Regions from separate parts of the Homo sapiens genome. Here region 2 is linked to region 1. Evidence: chromatin loops called from intact Hi-C (ENCODE). Cell type or tissue: PC-9. All regions are shown on one strand. Each heading gives the region's core, and the rest is flanking DNA. Links, peaks and the distances in the headings are about the cores only. Region 1 has its middle 89 kb from the start of CD53. Region 2 overlaps SLC6A17 (solute carrier family 6 member 17).

Region 1 (5,000 bases), core at 1-5,000:
TTAATAACCATAACTATTATTACAGGAGATTTTGGTAAACAAACACAAAACTTTAGTTAGAAGGAACAAGTTTAAGAGGTCTATTGTACATCACAGTGACTGAAATTAATAATAATATATTGTATACTTAAAAATTGCTGAGACAGTAGATTTGAAATGTTCTCATCACATAAACATAAGTATGTGAGACAATGGACATGTTAAATGGCTTGATTTAGCCATTACACAATGTATTCATATATCAAGATACATTGCGCATAACAGATACATATAATTTTTACTTGTCAATTGAAAAAATATATCCATAATAGCAAATTCTTCTGTGTGCTTTCTTCCTGCCAGGCAATACTCTAACCTACTGTCATATGCTTACTCCTTTAATGCTTACAGCGGCCTTATGAGGTAGGTAATGTTCTACTCCATTTTACTGATGAGGAAACAGGCTCAGAGAGGTTAAACAGCTTACTAGATAGAAGCAGAAGATCTAGCATTTGAGCTATAACACCTCGAAACTACTCTCGTATCCTGTTTCTACTATTTCTCCTGACACAAAACAGTAGGTCAGTAGAGTCAGAGAGCCTGGGTACAGAGAGGTAATTAGAGTTAGAGGCCAGAACTGCCTGAGGAAACCATAGGATTCCTGGATCCCACAAAGGAAGAGGTCCAAGGCGGAGTGGCCTTTCTGAAACAGATTCTGCAAGGAAAGGATCATCTGAGATGGACCTGTCTGAGTGCCTGTCTTTCCAAACAAGGTCATAGTAACCGTGGCTTCCACAAGGTGAATCAAGGCTTGGCAAATCTTAACTTGGAAGCTCTTAACCTCCTTAAGAATAGGGATTGTTTTAATAGTGACCGGTGTCTAAGAGTTCTTTGTGCTTGGTTGGTGCATAGTAAATGCTTGTGGAATGTAGGATGAATAGCAATAATAGCTAACATTTAATGAGCAATTACAATATGCCAAGCACTATTATCAGAGCTTTCCATGCACTATCTCATGTAATAGTCACAATATACCTATGAGGCATAATTGTTATCATAATCTCCCCATTTCACAGATAAGGAAATTGAGGCACTAAAGATTAAATTGCTTTTCCAGGTCACACCGAGAATGGAACAAGTATTTTACTTCAGATAATGTGTGTTTGTCTTCAATGTCCAGTTTCTTAACCTCCATGCTATGGCGTTTTTCTGGGTCAGAAGGAAGAGAAGGAATAAGAGAAGAGGAATAAAAAAATCCTCAGGATGCCTGTCCTGGACCAGCAGTTCTCCACCAGGGGACCATTGATAGGATTCTGATATTTGAATTACTTTTTGGGGGGGAGAAAGTCATAATCATGCAGACAAATTTTGTGTCCTTACCAACTATTGAGCTGAGTGCCTTTAGACCTCAGAGCTCCCTTATGAGGTAAGTACTACGATCACAGCCACTTCGCAGAAGAAACTGAGGCATAGATGGGTTAAGTAACTCTCCCAAGGTCACCCAGCCAGTAGGTGATAGAGCTGGAATTTGAACCCAGGGTATCCGGCTCCTGACCTGGGCTCCTGACCACTGTGCCATACTGCCAGAGCCTTTGTTAGAGTCGGAAAGGAGACTGGAGAGCATACACATATCTAGATCTATTACTCCAGACAATCTTAGAGGGAAGTTAGGCCTTTTCTGCTTTTCTCCTAGAAAACCTTATAGGAACAAACAGACAATACCTCATTATTTTATGGGAAAATCCCAACCTAGAGAGAGGTATTTCTAGCCCAGACTCAGTGTGGAGGACACGTTGCCCAAGTCCTGGAAGATAAGGAAAGAACAGAGCAATGTGAATGAGACTACAGAACTGCCAGCCTCAAGCAGGGTTCACCTTCATCACTGCCCTTTTCCTGCTGCTGCTTGGTCTGGTTTGACTCTGTCGCCCTCATGTGGTGTATACGGGGAAGTGCAGGAGCTTTTCCCTTTTGATCATCACAGGTAAAAACCTGAGAGTGAAAGACTGGTGACCAACACAAAGATGGGATCCCAGTTGCTCATAGGATTTGCATCTTCCTCCTTTTTCCAGGGAAGAACCCCTTCCTAAGCACAAGTTATCCAGCTGTGACACACGGTGAGGATGATTCTCCAGGAATAAAATTGTGTTGGTTACAAGTCCATTTTTATTATTGCCTTGGTATGTCCATTCATTGCTGCTTTCTCTGCGAATGGTTAAGATATTCTTCTAGGTGACACAGAGGAAAGGAAACTGGCTGTATAAGAGATTCAGAGCCTGGGACAGAGAGTTTTGGGGTTTTTTGATTGTTAAATTCAGGCTACAAAGTAAATGGTGGAATCCATCCATGGTTTTGAAAGGAGCAGCCCTAACTGGGCAGTAACCATGATGCTGAGCATCATTGCCTTGTTTTGTAGAGGTCTCAGGTTCCTGGGTATGCATTATTTTTGTGGAGATTTAATAGAGGTTAAATAGAGGCTGTCTTCTTGAATCACGAGTTGTTTTTCTAGATGAAGAAAGCAGAAAAAAAATACCAGGCAGAGCCAGGCACAGTGGCTCACACCTGTAATCCCAGCACTTTGGGAGGCTGAGGCGGGCAGATCACCTGAGGTCAGGAGGTGGAGACCAGGCTGGCCTACATGGCGAAACCCCGTCTCTACTAAAAATACAAAAATATTAGCCAGGTGTGGTGGCTTGTGCCTGTAGTCCCAGTTACTTGGGAGGCTGAGACACGAGAATAGCTTAACCTGGGAGGCGGAGGTTGCAGTGAGCTGAGATCATGCCAGCCTGGTGTGACAGAGTGAGACTCCATCAAAAAAATAAAAATAAAAATAAACCACTAGGCAGAGTGAAGGGTAAGGACAAATGCACAGAAGTGTGAAGGGGCAGTGAGCAATGCAGGACAAGGGATAGACTGGTTGGGGACAGCTGAACAGGTGGGTTGGAGCAAGAGTTTTCAGGGTTTGGGGAGTCAATCTGAAGAGATGAATAAATAAAATTTGGAAACTTTGATAACTGGGAGTAATCTTTGTATTCTCCTTACCAAGGGGCATTCATGTAGGTTAATGTAAACTAATGGATAAACTTCTAAGCTAAAATGTTGGTATCAGTTCTTGATGAGGGAGCAAGTTGATAAGAAGCCTTCCTGTTTCTCTCAATTCCCACTATTTAGGTGGGAATCCACTTTATTTCTACTTCGTCTACCTTAATTATAATGGATGCAGTAAGAGACAGAAGACAGACCCCATCTCTACAAAAAATTTAAAAAATTGGCTGGGCAAGGTGACATGCATCTATAGTCCCAGCTACTCAGGAGGCTAAGGTGGGAGGATAGCTTATGCCTGGGAGGCTGCGGCTGCAGAGAGTTGTGATCATGCCACTGCACTCCAGTGTGGGTGACAGAATAAGACCCTGTCTCAAAACAAACAAACAAATAAACAAACCAGAAAAACAACAACAACAACAACAACAAAGAGAGATGGAAAACATGCTGTTTAATGAAGGGAAGGGTTAGAAAATCTGGGCTTATTTTTTGATATATTATTTAATATCTGTGTGGCACTCAGTTATTATTCAACTTCTCTGAGCTTATATTTTTCCATTGGCAAAGTGAATAATACCTGACTTACAGCATTAAGAGGATTAAATGAGATACTGCATCATTCAACAAATGTTTATTGAGCATCTACTATGTGCTGGACACTGTGCCAGGTCTGAGAGATTCAGTCGCCATAAAGCCTTCAAAACAGTTGGAAAAAGTACAAATAAACGAATTACAATGTGTGTGTGTGTGCGTGTGTAAGAGCAGAGGTGGGAGTGTAAACTTGTTGAGGAGTCAGGAAAGACCTCTTGAAAGAAATTCTACTTAAGTTAAAACCTAAAGAGAGATTGAGAACTAGCTAAGTAAAAGGGTGGAATGGAAGTTCTTGCAGATAAAGAAACCAAGATGATAGACACTGAGACCATGTTATCTTGAAGAATCCAAGAAAACTGAAGTATGGCTGGAGGGTAGAATGAGGAGGGTAATAGGGAAAAATGACATTACAAAGGTCATGAAAATTCTTCTAAATCATGATAACAATATTATTGTGATAACCAACATTTATTGCCTATGATGGTGGGCACCATGCTGTGTGTTTTATGTGTGTTGTCTTTAATTACAAGTCTGAACCCTCATACCAAACCACAATAAAGCCAAGCCACGTATCTTTTTCCTGCTTTCTCAAGCCATTTTTGGGCCTGCTTGGACCTGCTCTGCTCTCCCCAGAAAGCCTTATTATATGAGTCATGGACCATTTCGTACCCTTTGGTGCATGTTTGGCATCATCAATCTGAACCAAATTTGGAGTGGAAGTTCATTCCACTCTTGCAGACTGATCACAACCTTGTCTCATTTAGAGTTTACAGTGACTGTATGAAGTAGGTGCTAGAATTATCTCTGTTTTACAGATGACAAAACTGGCTAAGACATTAACTAGTCCAAAGTCACATAGTTGAGAAATCATACATGGATACAAACTGAGATCATCCTAACTCTTGAAGCCATGCTCTAAGCTGCTTTGCTCTACTATTTCCTAGGTAAGGGACTTTGGACTTTATCTTAAGGCCAATGAAACAACATTGAGAATATTAAGTAGGAGAACAATATGATAAGTTTTGCATTTTGTAAAGGTATATCTGGAATTTGTGTACAATAGAGTGATTTGCATTGACATGTATAATTCCCTTTTCACAAAAACAGATAAAGTAATTAAGAATAAAATTTTACCTAAAATATGAGCCTTGTGTAAAGAAAGAAGGCAACATTCTCAGGTGCCAGAAATAAAGAAGGATCACAAAACTTAAGGGAGCATGGAGCCAAAGTTGAGTACATTCAGGGTACTCGATGTCAGGGTGATGAGATTTTAATGGCAACAGAGAGATGGTTGATGAGACCCAGGGCCTCTGCATGTTAAAGAGCTGGAAATGAACCAGCCATATACAGTTGGAAGTTACTGGTTTATGAAGGAAACTATGAAATTCCTC
Region 2 (15,839 bases), core at 3,091-8,090, 590 kb before region 1:
ATTCTGTTGGGATTGAGTGCCACTACGTACAGGCATTACTTGTTGCTATACATTTGATCCTCACGTTCACTCCGAGACTCTATTACTATTCCCTTTTCTTCAGATGAGTAATCTGAAGCTCATAACACAGTCAGTGCCACTTACCAAAAGCTTCATAGCCATTTAAAGATGGGAGTCAGGATTTGGATCTGGATCTGTCTGAGACTCTAAAGCTCTGTGCTGGGTCCAAGGCTTGGTCCCTGCCCCAAGGAACAAACAATAAAAGGAAAATAGGTTGGAAAGGGGCTTTGGAAATTGCTCCATGCCATCCCAATGCTGTTGCAGTTCGGGCTCCTGTCAGGTGTGAGGGCAGATGGAAGCTTAGGCGGAGGCCCTTTCTCCAGGAATTGTCTAGGTTCTGTGCTTCAGGTTGGGTGATGGTGGGGAAAAGCAGGCGGTTTGGGTTTTTTTTCCTTTCATGAGGTAGAGGAGTTTGAGGTGGAGAAGGCGTCAGGGAGATTCTGGTATTCTCAGTTTTCTTGTGCTGCTGTGCAAGCTGTTCACTGCAGGACTCTAGGAGGCACCTGTCACACTGTAGTCCAAGTGAATGGCACTCTCTAGAGCTGTGTACTACATGACCATATGTGATGGCCTTGACGATGTTCCTTAGTATGATGGCTGCATGGGAAGCCATGGTAGCAGTTAAATTACTATGTAAGCACTCAGCATTTATGTTGTCTTACCAAGTCCTCACAGTCATCCTCTGAAGTTGATACTCTTGTGATCTGCGTATTGGGGAAACTGAGGCTCAGAGGAGTAGGGAAATTGCCCAAGTTCACACAGCTTCTTACCACTATGGGCTGCTGCCTCTGAACTCTGTTGAGGCTGAGAAAGGGGGTGTGCACATGAATAAAACCATCCCCTCTGTGTCTCTTTTCTTCCTCCTGCCTTGGTCTTCTGCCATAGCTGGACAAGATGCTGGACCCCCAGGTGTGGCGGGAGGCAGCTACCCAGGTCTTCTTTGCCTTGGGCCTGGGCTTTGGTGGTGTCATTGCCTTCTCCAGCTACAATAAGCAGGACAACAACTGCCACTTCGATGCCGCCCTGGTGTCCTTCATCAACTTCTTCACGTCAGTGTTGGCCACCCTCGTGGTGTTTGCTGTGCTGGGCTTCAAGGCCAACATCATGAATGAGAAGTGTGTGGTCGAGTAGGTGGCATCTCTCCTCCTGTCCCTCCTTCTCCCTGTCTACCTTACCTGGGAGTGGGCAGGGGTGGGGGCGCAGGTGTGCATGGGGAGAGAGGTCCCCTCCACTCAGACTGAGGAATGGAGATCAGAGGAGCACTCTCTGTCCCCAGCTCCGGGCCACAGGGACAAGCTCAGAGATGCCTCTGTCAGTGACCCATGAGGTTCCCACCTGGGTGCCTGGGAAGAGCCTCCAGGATCTCACCCATTGCCCACCCCTGCCTTCTTACCTGGTCCTCTCGGTTTTGTGCTGCAGGAATGCTGAGAAAATCCTAGGGTACCTTAACACCAACGTCCTGAGCCGGGACCTCATCCCACCCCACGTCAACTTCTCCCACCTGACCACAAAGGACTACATGGAGATGTACAATGTCATCATGACCGTGAAGGAGGACCAGTTCTCAGCCCTGGGCCTTGACCCCTGCCTTCTGGAGGACGAGCTGGACAAGGTGCGGGGACAGGCTGCCCTTCCCAGGACAGGCAGGAACCCAGAGAGCAGCTGTGGCCGGCGGGAGCTTGGGCTCAGGCCTCAGGATGCTGACAGGTAGTCATTAGTTTACTTGGTAAGCAAGGATCTGCTGTGTGTCCAGAGGGAGTGAAAGGGAAGAAAGGTATTGGCCAAAGTCCCTGCCCAGAGGTAGGCTTGAGCCTAGACAAGAAGTAGGGCAGACACACACCTCTCAGAAGTCACAGTAAGTGTATGGGACGATGTTTCCATTTACTGAGTGGGCTTCTCGTGCATCAGTCACTGCCACAGGTAATATACTCAGAACAGTGCCTTGACATGGTGTGCATCAAAGAAGTGTTGAAGTTAGTGTTTGCCCGTTGCTGTCTATCTCTTTTGACGCTCAAGACAGCTCTATGAGTTGAGTATTCATATTGTTCCCTACCTTACAGATGAGTAGCCTATGAGATGGGGGGCTTGATCAAGGTCTCATAACTAGTAAGTCAGAGAGGCAGTTAGTTGGGTCCAAATCCAGTTAGTTGGGTCCAGAGCCCATGCTCAGGATCACCTCTTGATGCTTCTGCCCCTCCCCAACCTGTCCCCATTCCAATCTCACTGCCATGATGACTCTTAGACTTTAGGGTGGTGCTGGGGGTGCTGACTCCTCCTCAGTGCTCAGGCCCATGTTAGGACACCTTGCTTCTATTTATACTTACATAGCTGGACACTTTCAAAATGACTGTTCTGTTAGAAGGGGTAACAGGAAAGGGACATACCCACAGCATCTTGGGAACCAGGCTGGAGCCAAGGCTCACATGGGGCGGAGCCAGCTCCCATCAGCCTGGGTCAACCCTGTCCTTCATGGGACTGGGGAAGGGGGTGCTTTCCCTGGGCTCTATGTTAAAAGTCAGCTCCATTGGATGGTACCATCCTAATGCTGAGGGAGCTGCATCCTACACCCCAACCCTTTCCCTGCGGATCAAGAGCAAAAGAGCCCAATCTCGGGCCCACTGCCCTGGTTTCTTCCCCAGGTAACTGGCAGCATAAAGGACCTCCCCTTTTCACATTCTCTGAAACCCTGCTCAGTTCTCATGGGCATGGCCTGGTTCTCTGAATTAAACTAGGTTTATAGCAGTGTTTTCATACAATACAACTCCGATAGCATTCAAATGACAAGATTATACACTCACTTAGTGGGGAAGAAATGTTCCCTTACAATCACTGAACATTACAGGGCAACGTGTAAGTGACAGGGGGCAGTGTGTGGTCACCTGACCCACAAGCATGGCCCAAGCATTAAAGCAGTGATTCTCTACCTTGGCTACCCATTAGAGTTCCTGGGGTATTTTTGTTTGTTTTAAAAAAAAACTCTGACACCCAGCTTCACCCCAGACCAATCCAGTCATTGTCCGTGGGGTGAGACCCAGGTGTCGGTGTTTCTAAAGGCTCCGGTGTGCTTCCATTGAGAGCCGAGGCTGAGACCACTGCATGAAGATCTGCAGTTCAGAAGTTCTGAGCTGGGAGCGGCCACAGTGTGGCTGGAGCAATCAGGAAAGACATCTTAGAGGAGCAGGGTCCTGAGCTGGGTGTATTTCTAAACATGAGCATCTTCACTTGAATCACCTAAGCTCCTGGTACAACCCGTAGATTCCAGGTCCCACAGGTGAACTCCCAAGTTGGTGTTTTTGAGCTACGTCTAGGGGATTCCAATGCCTGCTAAAGTTCGAGACCCACTGGCCAAAATCAACAGGATTTAGGTGGAGGTGGGAACCCCTGTGAAAGAGGGAATAGTTATTCCAAAAGTTTGAAGGGCAGAGGGAAGGAAGCAGTGGGCTCCCCAGGGAGGGGTGACCTCACAGGCCCTGCTTTCCACCCCACCTTCAGTCCGTGCAGGGCACAGGCCTGGCCTTCATCGCCTTCACTGAGGCCATGACGCACTTCCCCGCCTCCCCGTTCTGGTCCGTCATGTTCTTCTTGATGCTTATCAACCTGGGCCTGGGCAGCATGATCGGGACCATGGCAGGCATCACCACGCCCATCATCGACACCTTCAAGGTGCCCAAGGAGATGTTCACAGGTAACTCCTCCCTGCCCCCATGCCCAGGCTCTGCAGGCTGCCCTTGTGGACAACAATTCCGTTCTGGCTTCTGACTGGGTCCTTCATGACCCCACACCCAGAAGGCTCCACCCCACACTGGGACACAGCTGGAGCCTGGCTGTGCCACTCAGTGATTAGCACTCACAAGCCAGGAAGAGAAAGCTACTTGGAAATCTGGAGCAAACATGAGCCGGGAGGCCTGCATCTAGGCCCCTTTGTTAGTTCACTTGCCCCTCTCCCCAAGGGCCTGCTGAGTCGTCTTGGGAAGTGGGTGCTGAGTCGTCTTGGGCAGGGGCACTCACTGGCCTTGCGCCCTGTTCCATCTTTGTCACTCCAGTCCCGGGCTGTGTCCACAGTTCCCTTCGGGGTTTGCTGCGTTGATCTAGGGCCCATAGAGGGATACCTCTCATCTGCATCCCTAAAGCGGGGTATCTTTCTGTTCTCAAGTGGGGAAACTGAGGTGGAGAAAAAGACTGGTAACAATCAGATGAATCATTTAAGTTAAATACAGCAATTAAGTAGCGCACCTGCCACGGGCCAGGCCCTGTGCTGGGGCAGAGGCATGGGATGAAAGTTAGACACAACGCCTTCCTCAGGTGCTCCCCGACTAGTAGAGCGGGGCTCAGAACCTGAGCATCTGGATCCCTCGTGCAGGACTGAGCCTGCTGGCAGGAGGGCTGCAGGCATGCTTTGGGGAGGGATGTGATGGGAGGGGCCTGGGTGCCCCCGAGACCCCCAGGGCCCTGCCCACCCTGCACCTTTGCCCCCAAACCGGCCTCCCGGCTCTCTGTAGTGGGCTGCTGTGTCTTTGCATTCCTCGTGGGGCTGTTGTTCGTCCAGCGCTCCGGAAACTACTTTGTCACCATGTTCGATGACTACTCGGCCACCCTGCCACTCACTCTCATCGTCATCCTTGAGAACATCGCTGTGGCCTGGATTTATGGAACCAAGAAGTAAGAGGAACATGGGGGAAAGGTGGGATGGGAGGAGGGGTCTGTCCTATCATGACTCCCTGGAGAGGCAGATCATAGAGTCACAATGGCAGAGCTGAAAGTGCCCTTACGGATCATTTAGGGAAACTGAGGTGTAGTGCAAGGACATGGCTGCCTAAGGCCACTTGTCCAGGGAGAAACAGAGCCAGTCTGAGGACTGGGTGTCCTGGGTGCAGGTCCTGGCATCATCCTTAAATTACCACAGCACCTTTCCTGGGTACCAACTCTTCAGAACTCTGTTAAGTTTTTGTGAAGGGCTTAGTGGGTCTACAAGAGGCCCTTGCCCTCCAAGAACGTGTAGACTTCAGCAGCCTGGTTCACAATTGTAAGGGCCTAGATAGGGGTATGAGATGAGGTATGATTTTGGCCCCAAGTTTGGGGTTGTGCAGGGTAAGAGGATTCAGCTCTAAGAAAGGATTGGGTCTCACAGCCTAGGCCTAGGGCAGTTGTACACTTACTGTAAACTCTTGGCCTCATCCCTCATGTTAGGGCAAATACGTGTTCCCAGGAGTTCTAGAACTAGGTCTCTCTGACTCACTCAGCATCGACCATGACCACATTGTCCTTGTCCTTGGCAAGACCCACCTCCACTAACCCACTTGGTCTGACCCTCCCTGATGCCTGGACCTGGTTTGGCAGTGGGGCTCTTTCACAGGGGCCGTCTGCTTCCTAGGAGAGCACAGGAGGGGACAGGGAGTGGGGGGAAGGACACTCCTCTGCTTCCACCTGCTGTGGGCCAGGGCTGTAAGACACTGCCACAAAGGACTCTGGCTGATTTTTGTGTCCTGGACTCCTTCGGCAGTCTGGTGATGTCCCTGTATGTTACTTTAAATGCATAAGATAAAATGTGTAGGGTTATATAAGAAACTTATTATATTGAAAAATAGCAAAATATCATTTAAAATTTGTGATATAGTAATGTATGAGCACTTTATTTTTAATGCATTGTTACAAGATCTAGCTATAGATCTAATAACAGTGGTAACTTTGAAGTAGTGATGAAAATCAGCGATGACTCAATATTTTCAATAACTGGGATGTAATATGAAAATATCTGTAATCTATTGGTGACAGTCACAGGTATTGTTAATACTACTGTGTTTGCTTGCATTCATAATATAATAGAAAGTAATGCAAGATTTTAGTTAGCGGTTATTGAGGTAAAGATGATTCTTTTGTATGCCATTCAAGCACAAGCCTGCCTGCCTTCCAGAATTCTGCTCACCCCTTGGTGAGAAACCCCTGAGTCAGGGCAGCTCTCTACCTTTGGACTCTAGAGAAGTGCACTTCTACTGCTTTTCCAGCAGGGGGAGCCTTCAGCCAGGCCAGTGTGAAAGGGCTAGGCCCCTCCCTGAACACACAAGCTGTCTATACATAAAACAGACGTGCACCTGCCCAGGGTGTGTCTGGTGGGCCCTATCATATCTCTGGATGGGGTATGATGTGACGGAATCAGAAGAGGTTAGAGGAGGACAGTAGAGCCTTCCCAGAGGCCAGCCAGACCACACACAATGAGCACTGAATGTGAAGAATAGAAGAGCCCAGGAGGGAGGGACTGGGAAACGAAGACTTTCTGGAGGAGATGGTGATGGGGGAAGAGGGAGGTGTGACTGAGGGATGCCAACTGCTGGACCCTCTGCTATGCCTGGCAGGTTCATGCAGGAGCTGACGGAGATGCTGGGCTTCCGCCCCTACCGCTTCTATTTCTACATGTGGAAGTTCGTGTCTCCACTATGCATGGCTGTGCTCACCACAGCCAGCATCATCCAGCTGGGGGTCACGCCCCCGGGCTACAGCGCCTGGATCAAGGAGGAGGTGAGGGGTGGGGCCCCAAACCCCAGGGACATTTGCATCTTCTCAGGCCTTGAATGCAACCACTGATAGGGATACACCTTTCTAGGGCAGCTGCTATGTGCCAGGCCTTGCCAGGTGCCTCACACCTAAACCGCAATCTTACAACAAGCCAAAGACAGAGGTGGCATCATCCCTGTAGCACAAACGGGGACACCGAGGCTCAGAAAGATTAATGCACTTATCCAGTCTTTCTAACCCATATTCTCTCTCCATGCCTGTGGAGTGGAATTAGTCCATTTTATAGTAGGAGAAACCACCCTAGACCCTTTCACCAAGGTGACCAGGTAAACCCCCATCCTTGGCTGTGCCTGGCCAGGATGGTGGGAGGGGAGAGGAGTGGAAGGCCATGGGTGAGGGCAGGAGAGCAGTCTTGGAGGGCCTGGGCGGGGAGGGCTGTCACAGTGCCGGCAGCAGCCCTTAAGGCAGCCCACCCGCAGGCTGCCGAGCGCTACCTGTATTTCCCCAACTGGGCCATGGCACTCCTGATCACCCTCATCGTCGTGGCGACGCTGCCCATCCCTGTGGTGTTCGTCCTGCGGCACTTCCACCTGCTCTCTGATGGCTCCAACACCCTCTCCGTGTCCTACAAGAAGGGCCGCATGATGAAGGACATCTCCAACCTGGAGGAGAACGATGAGACCCGCTTCATCCTCAGCAAGGTGCCCAGTGAGGCACCTTCCCCCATGCCCACTCACCGTTCCTATCTGGGGCCCGGCAGCACATCACCCCTGGAGACCAGCGGTAACCCCAATGGACGCTATGGGAGCGGCTACCTGCTGGCCAGCACCCCTGAGTCGGAGCTGTGACCACTGCCCAAGCCCTGCCCGCCTCTCCCCCCACGCTCAACCTGCCCACTTGTCCAGGCCTGGCCTCTTTCTTGAGGTGGCCACCAGGCCCAGGCCAGGCCCTTTGCCCAAGAAGAGAGGGTCTGCCCTGCCTCACTCCCCTCTTCAGTCCCAGTAGACTCTGCTCCCTAGCCCTGAGCAGGAGGCTGGGAGCAGCTCTGTTTCCTAATTCAGGACCCCACTCATCTAGCCCTCCAAGAGCCTCCGCCAAATTGTAGCCATGTAATTGGAACAACCCATAAGGCCTGCTTCCCAGTCCATGGGAGATTCCAAGTGGCCACTGCAGGAGTCACTCACCTCCCTCTCTCCCTGTAACTTGCCACCTGCAGTTCTTAGGGCTGTGGGGTCAGATGGTGGTGGTGAGAGGCCTTGGGGCTGGGGAAGGAGAGTGGACTTTGGCTCACTCTGCCATGAGAACAGGACACCATCCTGCCCAGCCCAGACGGGGTTGCTCCTGGTCCAAGAGGCTACCTGCTCCAAGGCGGAGGGTGGGAGCAGGTGTGCCAGGGCTCAGGGCTCAGACTTGGGAGGGCCTAGGCAGAAGCCCCAAGTTCTGTTTTCTGAGGTATGTGCTGCCCTTGGCTTCAGCATGAGCCTTGGTAGCAGAAGGTGAGGAACCTCCTCTGCCCTGGTCCCTGGGTGGAATCTTCCCATGTCCTTGGCCCTGCCTGGGGTGTGTGGTGTGTGCTCCTGCATCTTGTCTGGGAGTGCAGTGACCGGGACCAGAACCTTCCCCACCTCAATTAGGGCTTAGCCATCTCCCTGTCCCCAGCACCCCTCCCCAGCCCACAGTGGTGGCCTCTGCCTCTTTCCTGGAGAGAGAAGGACAGTGCACGGAGAGGTTTCCAGAGCACAAATTGTTGGTTCCTAGCACAAATTAGATGGTTTGGAGCACAATGGTGAAGCACACTCCCCTCCCTCCTCACCTGGGGTCCAATGTTCTGTCTAGTGGCAGCTTTTCCCCTGGAACAGGGGTCCCTGGAGTTCACAGGCTTATCCCCAGGAAGCCTCACTCCTGGGGAAAGACAGATAATTTCACTGCCCCTTTGAGCCACCACTCACTCTCCTTATTACACAAGCACAGCCGCCCAGTGTGCACATCATGTGCAGACACCTTGGAAACCTTTCCCAAGCCTTCCTGGCCCACAGTGGCCAGTGCCATAGGCAGTGCTGTGGACAGTAGAGGCTGCCAAAGGCAAGGGCTGGTCTTCAGGATGGAGGCCAGCCTGTGCAGAAGGCTGCAGCTGACAACAGCGACCCCACCTGCCATTACCTTCAGGGCCTCCTCTGGAAGAGAACCCATTCTCAGAGTGCAGCCAGGGAGGAACCTGACCCAAGAGTAAATGTCTGCAGAGAGATGGATGGATGGATGGATAGATGGATGGATGGGTTGGGGAGTGGGGGTGGATGGATGGATAGATGGATGGATGGATGGATGGATGGGTTGGGGGGTGGGGGTGGATGGATAGATGGATGGATGGATGGACGGATGGGGTGGGGGAAGGAAGGAAAGGAGGGAGAAAGGAGGGAATACTGGCTCCATCTTTGAGAGCTCTGGTGGGCAGGGCAGAAACAGGCCACAGTGCTCAACCCGGACACCCTCACGAAGGGTCGCAAGTCACTCTTGTGGCTCAGATTGCTCTTAGGACCTGGAGGGACAGACCAGAATCAGGGTCCCCTCCTTTACCCCTGAGTTCCTTACTGTTCCCCCAAGCCTGGGAGCAGTCTATCCCCCAACCCTGCCATCTCCCTTACTCATCCCTCTTCCACAGCTTCCCCTTTCTAGCCCCCTCTGCCCTACCTGTCTTTCCTGAGTGTTTGAGGGGAGAGAGAGACCCACATCTCCCCAAAGAGATGAGCTTTTGGGGCACAACATCCCACCGCAGTCCCCCTCACCCGACAACACCTCCTACCTGGCCCCTTGCCAAATCCCAAGCAGAATTAGCAACAGGAAAAGCAGAGCCCCAGGAGAGACACTCTACTATATATACTCTTCTATATATTCTGTTTCTATTGTATATTCACTCTGTACATGTGGGTGTAAATGCTGTTAAATGACAAACCCAATATTATACTGTGGCTGGTGGACTATTTTCATCCTCAGTGCTGTACAGATCTATTTTCATTGTATATTTGATATATTTTTAATTTTGTAGCGTGTGGCTGGGCCAGGCCCCAGCGGGAGGGGCTGAGCTGGGGCTGTGTGCTTGCTAGGTGTGGGCGCGCTAGTGCTCGTTGTAGCCTTTTGCTGTGTCTTCGCTGTGTGTTAGACGTAGGGCCTAGAGCTCGGGGTGTGTGTGTGCGTGCTGTGTGTATGGTGTGCACATACGTGAGTGTGGGTGTGTGTAGCGTGCTGATCTGTGACTCCCAGTGTTCACCACCTTCCTGAAGACCACGCTCCCTCCCCCTGCCTCCTCCTCCTCCTCTTGGCTCTATTGGGAGCCTCAGGGCCGGCAGGGTGCTTCGGGAGCCCCCTGCTACGGGGAAAGGCATGTGTTTCTTGCTGGTGACTCATTGCCTTCACACCACTGGGTTTGCCAGAAACAGGGAAGGAGGGCGTTAAGGGAAAAAAAAAATCCTCAAATTTATTTACCAGTCAGCTTCTTGCTGTTCCCAGTAGAATCGCTAGCTCTTCTCCAGAGGAAAAGTACTAGGATTCTTAAGATGGCGAGACCCCAAGAGGGATCTCATAGCACTGCTGCATTTGCCGTTGACGCAGTCCTGACAGTGTTTGAAAAGGGCCGCCTGCCCCCTCCCCACTGTGCTTTTGATGCCTTTGGAGTCAAAGGCAGGTGGGGTCACCTGATGAGCTAAGATCCAGCCCCAGAATCCTGGAGGAGCAGGAGGTAGCAGGAGAGGACCAGGTCCCCAAGTCCCTTCACAGGGTCCCCACCCCCACTGGCTTTGGTGCTGTCCACACAGTGCCCACCAGAAGGCAGAGGGAACTCCAGGGCAGGGATGTGCCTGAAAGAGTCAACAGTCCCCTGATCCCCTACCTCTGCCTGCCCTCCAGCCCCATCACCAGCTTCTTGCTCAGGGAGACTTCCGCCCTCCTCACTGAGGCAACATGAAGCCCGAGGCCCAGATGGGGGCTGAACAGGTAGGGCACATCAGTTAATGCCAGTGAGGTCAGCTTCTGCCCTCCAGCAATACATGTGCAGGGGTTGCTGCTTTCCCAGTGCCAGGAGAACCCCCGCTCCGAGTCAGCCTGTGTGGGTCATGAGGCTGGGGCCCAGGAGACACGGTCCCAGGCACTGCACAGGCCTGCAGTATTACCAGGCGGAGGGGCTGCTTTTCTGCCCTTCCTCACCCCCACGCCCCACCCCACTCCCCCAGAGTACTCCCCACTGTGAAAAGAGCTGGAAACTAAACTGGTTAGAATGAACCTGGCTCCCTGAGCATCCCTGGATCCTTCAAATAGGCCCTGAGATGTGAGGTCTGCTGCTTCACTGGGGCCCGATGACTTTGGCTGGGGGAGGGGGCCTAGGGCCTCTTCTCATTGAAAGCTCTGCTTTATACAGACCCAAGCATACACACCAGGCCGTCACTTTGGGTTCTGGCATAAGTTCAGAACAATTCAAGTCCATGTGTCCCATGGCTGGTCAGAGCCCTGGGTCAAAACCACTCAGCCCAGGGGAGGGGATGAGGCATTGTCACCCTAGACCCCTCTTCCTCTCTCCCCCACCATAGTGTGCAATAAAGTGTCTGTTCTTACCAAACCCTTCTTGCCTTTCTCACCTGCTCTTGCAATGAGGGAGAGGGAAGGGTGGCCAAGGATCCTGCGGGAAGCTTTGGGGTGAAAAGCTTGGACTGGGATGGGTGGACAGGACTGCTGAGGGGGGTTGTGGGTGCTGGCTGGCTGAGGAGCAGCGCGGGGAGTGTGCACAGGTTCATATCTGTATTTTCCTATGAATTGTCCTAGGTATTAACAATGCACACACTTGTAGAGGGCCCTATTGGGGTCCAGCGATTCCACATGTCTAATTTCCTGTCATCTTTGCAACCGTTTCCTAAGGGAGACCCTTTGCTGGCTACATTTTTCCAGGTGAAACTGCATCTGAAATTAGGATGGTATTTGGTGGTCTCTTACAGGACCCTGTAGGGGAAACTCCTGTCCCACCTGACTACCAGGAAAAGCTATACTTGTCAGCCTGGCAAGGGTGGGGTGTGTGGAGGCCCACCTCAGGGAAGGACAGGGGTGGGAAGGTGCCAGTGTTGAGAGGTCTGACAGCAAGGACCAGGACTCTCTTGGGTGCTGGGTTGGGGGGGGGGTGGGCTCCCCTGGAACAGGCATATTCTAAAGTTCTGCCCCTCTCTTCAAGATAGCTATCCCTCTTGCAAACTTCAGTAGAAGGTAAAGACGAACTAGGGGATCTGACATCACCTCTGTTCTAACATTCCAGCCCCAAGTATTCATTTATTAAACACCCACTGAATACTCAGCACTGTGAAGAACGGACTGTGCTGGTGGCTGGGAAGCTCTTCTTCCTGCCTCACCCTCTAGGAGCACCGACATTGAAAGAAACAAGAAGTCTGGCTCCTGGAGGAGGCCTCACCCCCACCCCACCCAGCTCCAGGCTGGAATGATGCTGCTTGCACTCAGACGCACACAGCCAAGGACCCTGAAGGAACCTGCCATTTTCTTCTCTTGCCATAGAAAGTGTTGTTCCAGGAATAGCCACCAGATGGCAGGAAAACCTTTCTCGCCAGATCATAGTCTGCTTGCCTTCCTCTCTGTCATTTATTCCTTTGTGGGTTAGTTTATTTGTTGAACAAACATTTATTACGTACCCACCCTGGACAGGCTCCATGCCAGCTATAGATGAATAAAGATAAAATCAGCCCCTGCTGTCCTGAGTTTGGCAGAGGGAGGGGACCGGCCCTATAACTCCACATCTCCCCATGTATCTTTCAAACCAGGAAATGGCCTGGTGCTGAAAGTCACTCCTTGTCAAGTATTCAGTCTTTTGGTTGAAGGTAATGTTTTTGGTTGAGATGCAAGCCCTCTTGCCAGGAGGGGCACACAGATCCACCAAGATGCAGCATAACAAGGGCTTTGGTTCCAAGGAGCTCTAGAGTCATACTTCTCAAGTTCAAGTTCAAATGCCACCCAGCTTCCTGCTTCCTGGGAGGCCTTGAGCGAGTCATTTAATCGCTCTGAGCTTAAATGTCCTAGTCTGTAAAACAGACATAATAAATAGATTCAATGAGATAACACATGTTGGTCCAGTTATCTATTGCTGTGTTCCAAGTTACTCCAAGTCTGAGCGGCTTAAAACAACCATTCTATCTCGCAGTTTTCTGAGTAAGGAATTCAGGCAGGACTCGTCTGAGCAACTCTTCTGGTGGCAACCAAGGTCACTCAGTGATATTCAACTAGCAGCGAACTAGTCTGGAGGGTCCAAGGCAGCTGCCCTCACATTCACTCAAATGCCGGGCACTCCAGTGAGAATGGCTGGAAGACTGAGTTCAGCTGGGCCTGCCGGCCAGAGTGAGCACCTACAACTGCCTCTCCAGCATGGCTACTTGGCCAGACTTCTGACTGAAGGGCTTAGGGTCCCCAGAGAGACCATTTCAAGAGACAGGAGGTGGAAGCTGCCAGGTTTTTAAGGCCTGGGGCTGGAAAATGGCACAGTACCTCTACCATCTTCTGTGGGTCACAGCATCTGCCCAAATAAAGGGGAGGGCACACAGAAGCCCCCCTTGTTGATGGGGAGTGGGGAGAGTCTGGCTGCCCATGTAATGGGCTGATTCTAGAGTGTTAGGGATCTTTGTCATCAGTCACCTGCACATGCATGGAAGCCTTCTCCTGAGGGGATGTCAGCTTAGAGACACAGAACTGGGACACACAGCAGGTCATTTCTGGTGGGGAGGTGAGTGGTTAAGTTTGGGCCCTGGGTGGAGGGAGCAGTCAGAGGAGGATGAGAAGGGCATGCAGGAGGACAGGTGAGGCCACTGCTTCTGCCTCAGGTTTGCCCCAGGGCAGGTGGCATGAGTGGTTTGAATCATGGGTCTGTCGCCAACCATACCACCTTGGGGAAGCCACTTTAACCCTGGAATCTCCATTTTCTGATCTGTAAAAGGAGGACGACAATAAAATCTCTTCCTTAGAGATGGTATGAGGGAAAAATGAACTTCATCAGTAACATCTACTGGAATACAGTATCGACTTCTTTCCATATGGGGATACAATAGGTGCTCATTAAATATTTCCTTCCTTCCTTCTTGCGATCCTGGGCAAGGCCATGGGGCCTACTTCATTCTGGGGGCCCCATCACCCATGCAATGAGCCATCTCCTAAAGCTATTCACAAAGGACAGTTTCAGCCTAAAATCCAGAGAAGCCAAGGAAGGAAGGCAGAAAAGGAACTCTCTCCAGGAAAGGGAGTACCAGAGTGTGGGGGTCTCACTGATCCTGTACATTATCATGTTCACCCCAGCAGTCACCACCAGACAGCTCCAGTCATAGGGACTTGGGCCAAGGCTAAAGTATTCCACAGACCACAAGGCTATTGTGGGGTTTTGTTTTTGTTTTCTTTGTTGTTGGTTGGCCCCAAATTCTTTTTAATACTTCTCCCATCAAAAGTGGAGTCTATGCTCCTCCTCTTGAATCTGGGTGAGCAAATGCTTCCTGTGACCAACAGGGTATAGTAGAAGTGATGCTATGTGACTTCCAAGGCTAGATTAGGAAAGGCCGTGCCACTTCCACCTGGTGTTCTAGGGATACTCATTCTAGAGGCAGCCAGCTGCCATGTAAGACAGCCAACCACCCTGAGACTGCCATGCTAGGGAGGCGATATGTTTGCAGATGCTTAGGTTGACAGCTTCAGCTGAGCTTCCAGCCAACAGCCAGTGTCAACTGCCAGCCACATGAACACAGCATACTGAACGTTTAGCCCAGCTGAGCTTCAGATGTTTGCAGCCCGCTGACATCTGATTGTAGCTGCATAAGAGACCCTAAGCAAGAACTGTTCAACTGAGCCCTTCCTTATTTCCTGACCCATAAAATAATAAACAAAATAAAATGGCTGTTGGGTTTATATCACTACATACTAGGGGTAATTTGTTTCATAACAATAGTAACCAGAATATGAACCTTAGTGATTATCTGGTCAAACCTCCTTGTACAACAATGGGGGAAACGGAGGCCCAAAGAGGAAAAGACCAGACTTCCCACAACCAAGCAAGGGGAAGATCGGGGCCAATGCCTGGGTTTCTTGACTCCCAATCTAGTGCACTCTCTGCCACACAGCAAGAAACTGACAGGGAGGACTCCTCCCCCGCCACCCCCCGCCTCATTAATTCCATGCATCAAGCAAGCATGAATCAGGTATTTTGAGTGCCTGGGATTGTGCTGAGCACTGGGAATATACAAAGGACCAGGCAAGAGTCCCTGGCTCGCAGAGGCAGTCACAATCTGACTTGGGCATCTCCCTTCCTGGCACACTCACTGGTGCCAGGCACGCTGCTGCATTCTTTAATTACATCATCTTAGGTGGGAAGAAACCTTGAGATGGGAGAAGACTATGCCTGTCATTCAACCACAAACCCTTACAAAGATTGATCCATGCCAGGCACAGTCCTGGCTGCAGAGCATAAAGACTCAGTGGGGATCTGCTCTCTGTCCCTGGGTCTGAGCTGCCTGGGTTCTGGGTCCCTCCATTCTGCCCAGGGCTGACCCAAGCAGGGAAGAATCCCTGGACTTCAGGAGCACCCAAGAGGAACCTGAGTTTGGCCTGTCTCTCCAGACACCTGCTTCCCCTTTCCCCAGGATATTGCTGGAGGGGACTGGGCCCATCAGGACTAATTAACTCCTCTAATGGAATGAACCAGTTTTTCCTGGAACTTAGCCCAGGTGGGAGCAATCTCTACTTTTCTAGATGGAGAAATGCTAAGTGTCAAGAGGTCTTGCCAGCCGGACCCTGGGCTAGCGTGCATGTGGCAGGCGCGGTGGCGGGAGTGTGCTGTCTGGATGCAGGCTGAGTTCCCAGCCCAGGAGCCTTAAACAAGGAGGCCTCTAGGGTCCACTCAGCTGGTGGCCCCCGTATCGTTCTCTGTCCTTGGCCCAACACCAGCCCTAGCTCCGTCTCTCAGAGTTCGCTGCTGCTGCTTAGGCCTGACATCCCTAAGCGGGGGGAAGGTGTCCATGAGCTAACACTCAGGTCCCCTCCAACCCTATGACTCCAGGTCCATAGTGTATGAGGCCCTGAGCCCTGCCCAGGCCCGAGCTTCTGATCTCTTCTCTTTAAGAGCTGGGCCTTCAAAGGCCACCTTTGAGCCCCAGATACAACTTCACTGGGATTACCACAGCAACCCAACCCTGCTTTCAGTCCTGAGGCAGAGCCATTCTACTGATCTTCACAAGACCTGAATTACTAGGGCT

What was found. Peaks named below come from ENCODE experiments on the same cell type or tissue, not always from the same donor. Only the 100,000 strongest peaks of a DNase experiment are listed, where the experiment ranks them.
Region 2: it touches region 1 in a loop (14-fold over the local background); 8 of 110 quality-filtered maps call a loop at or near these places.

What each region holds. Positions count from the first base shown.
Region 1 is chr1:110,781,586-110,786,585 of GRCh38, forward strand. No RefSeq gene overlaps it. Among named protein-coding and RNA genes, the nearest start is that of CD53, 89 kb to the right of the region's middle. In PC-9, for the core only: CTCF peaks have their summits at 1,914 and 2,114; a DNase peak (open chromatin) is centred at 1,896.
Region 2 is chr1:110,191,027-110,206,865 of GRCh38, forward strand. SLC6A17 (solute carrier family 6 member 17) reads left to right here. Exons shown (of 12, transcript NM_001010898.4): 7 at 946-1,187; 8 at 1,480-1,672; 9 at 3,553-3,745; 10 at 4,560-4,719; 11 at 6,411-6,573; 12 at 7,050-11,176. The coding sequence ends at 7,418. Among named protein-coding and RNA genes, the nearest start is that of KCNC4-DT, 11 kb to the right of the region's middle. RefSeq lists enhancers at 6,521-7,021, 12,020-12,069. In PC-9, for the core only: CTCF peaks have their summits at 6,070 (motif pointing right) and 6,285; a DNase peak (open chromatin) is centred at 6,065.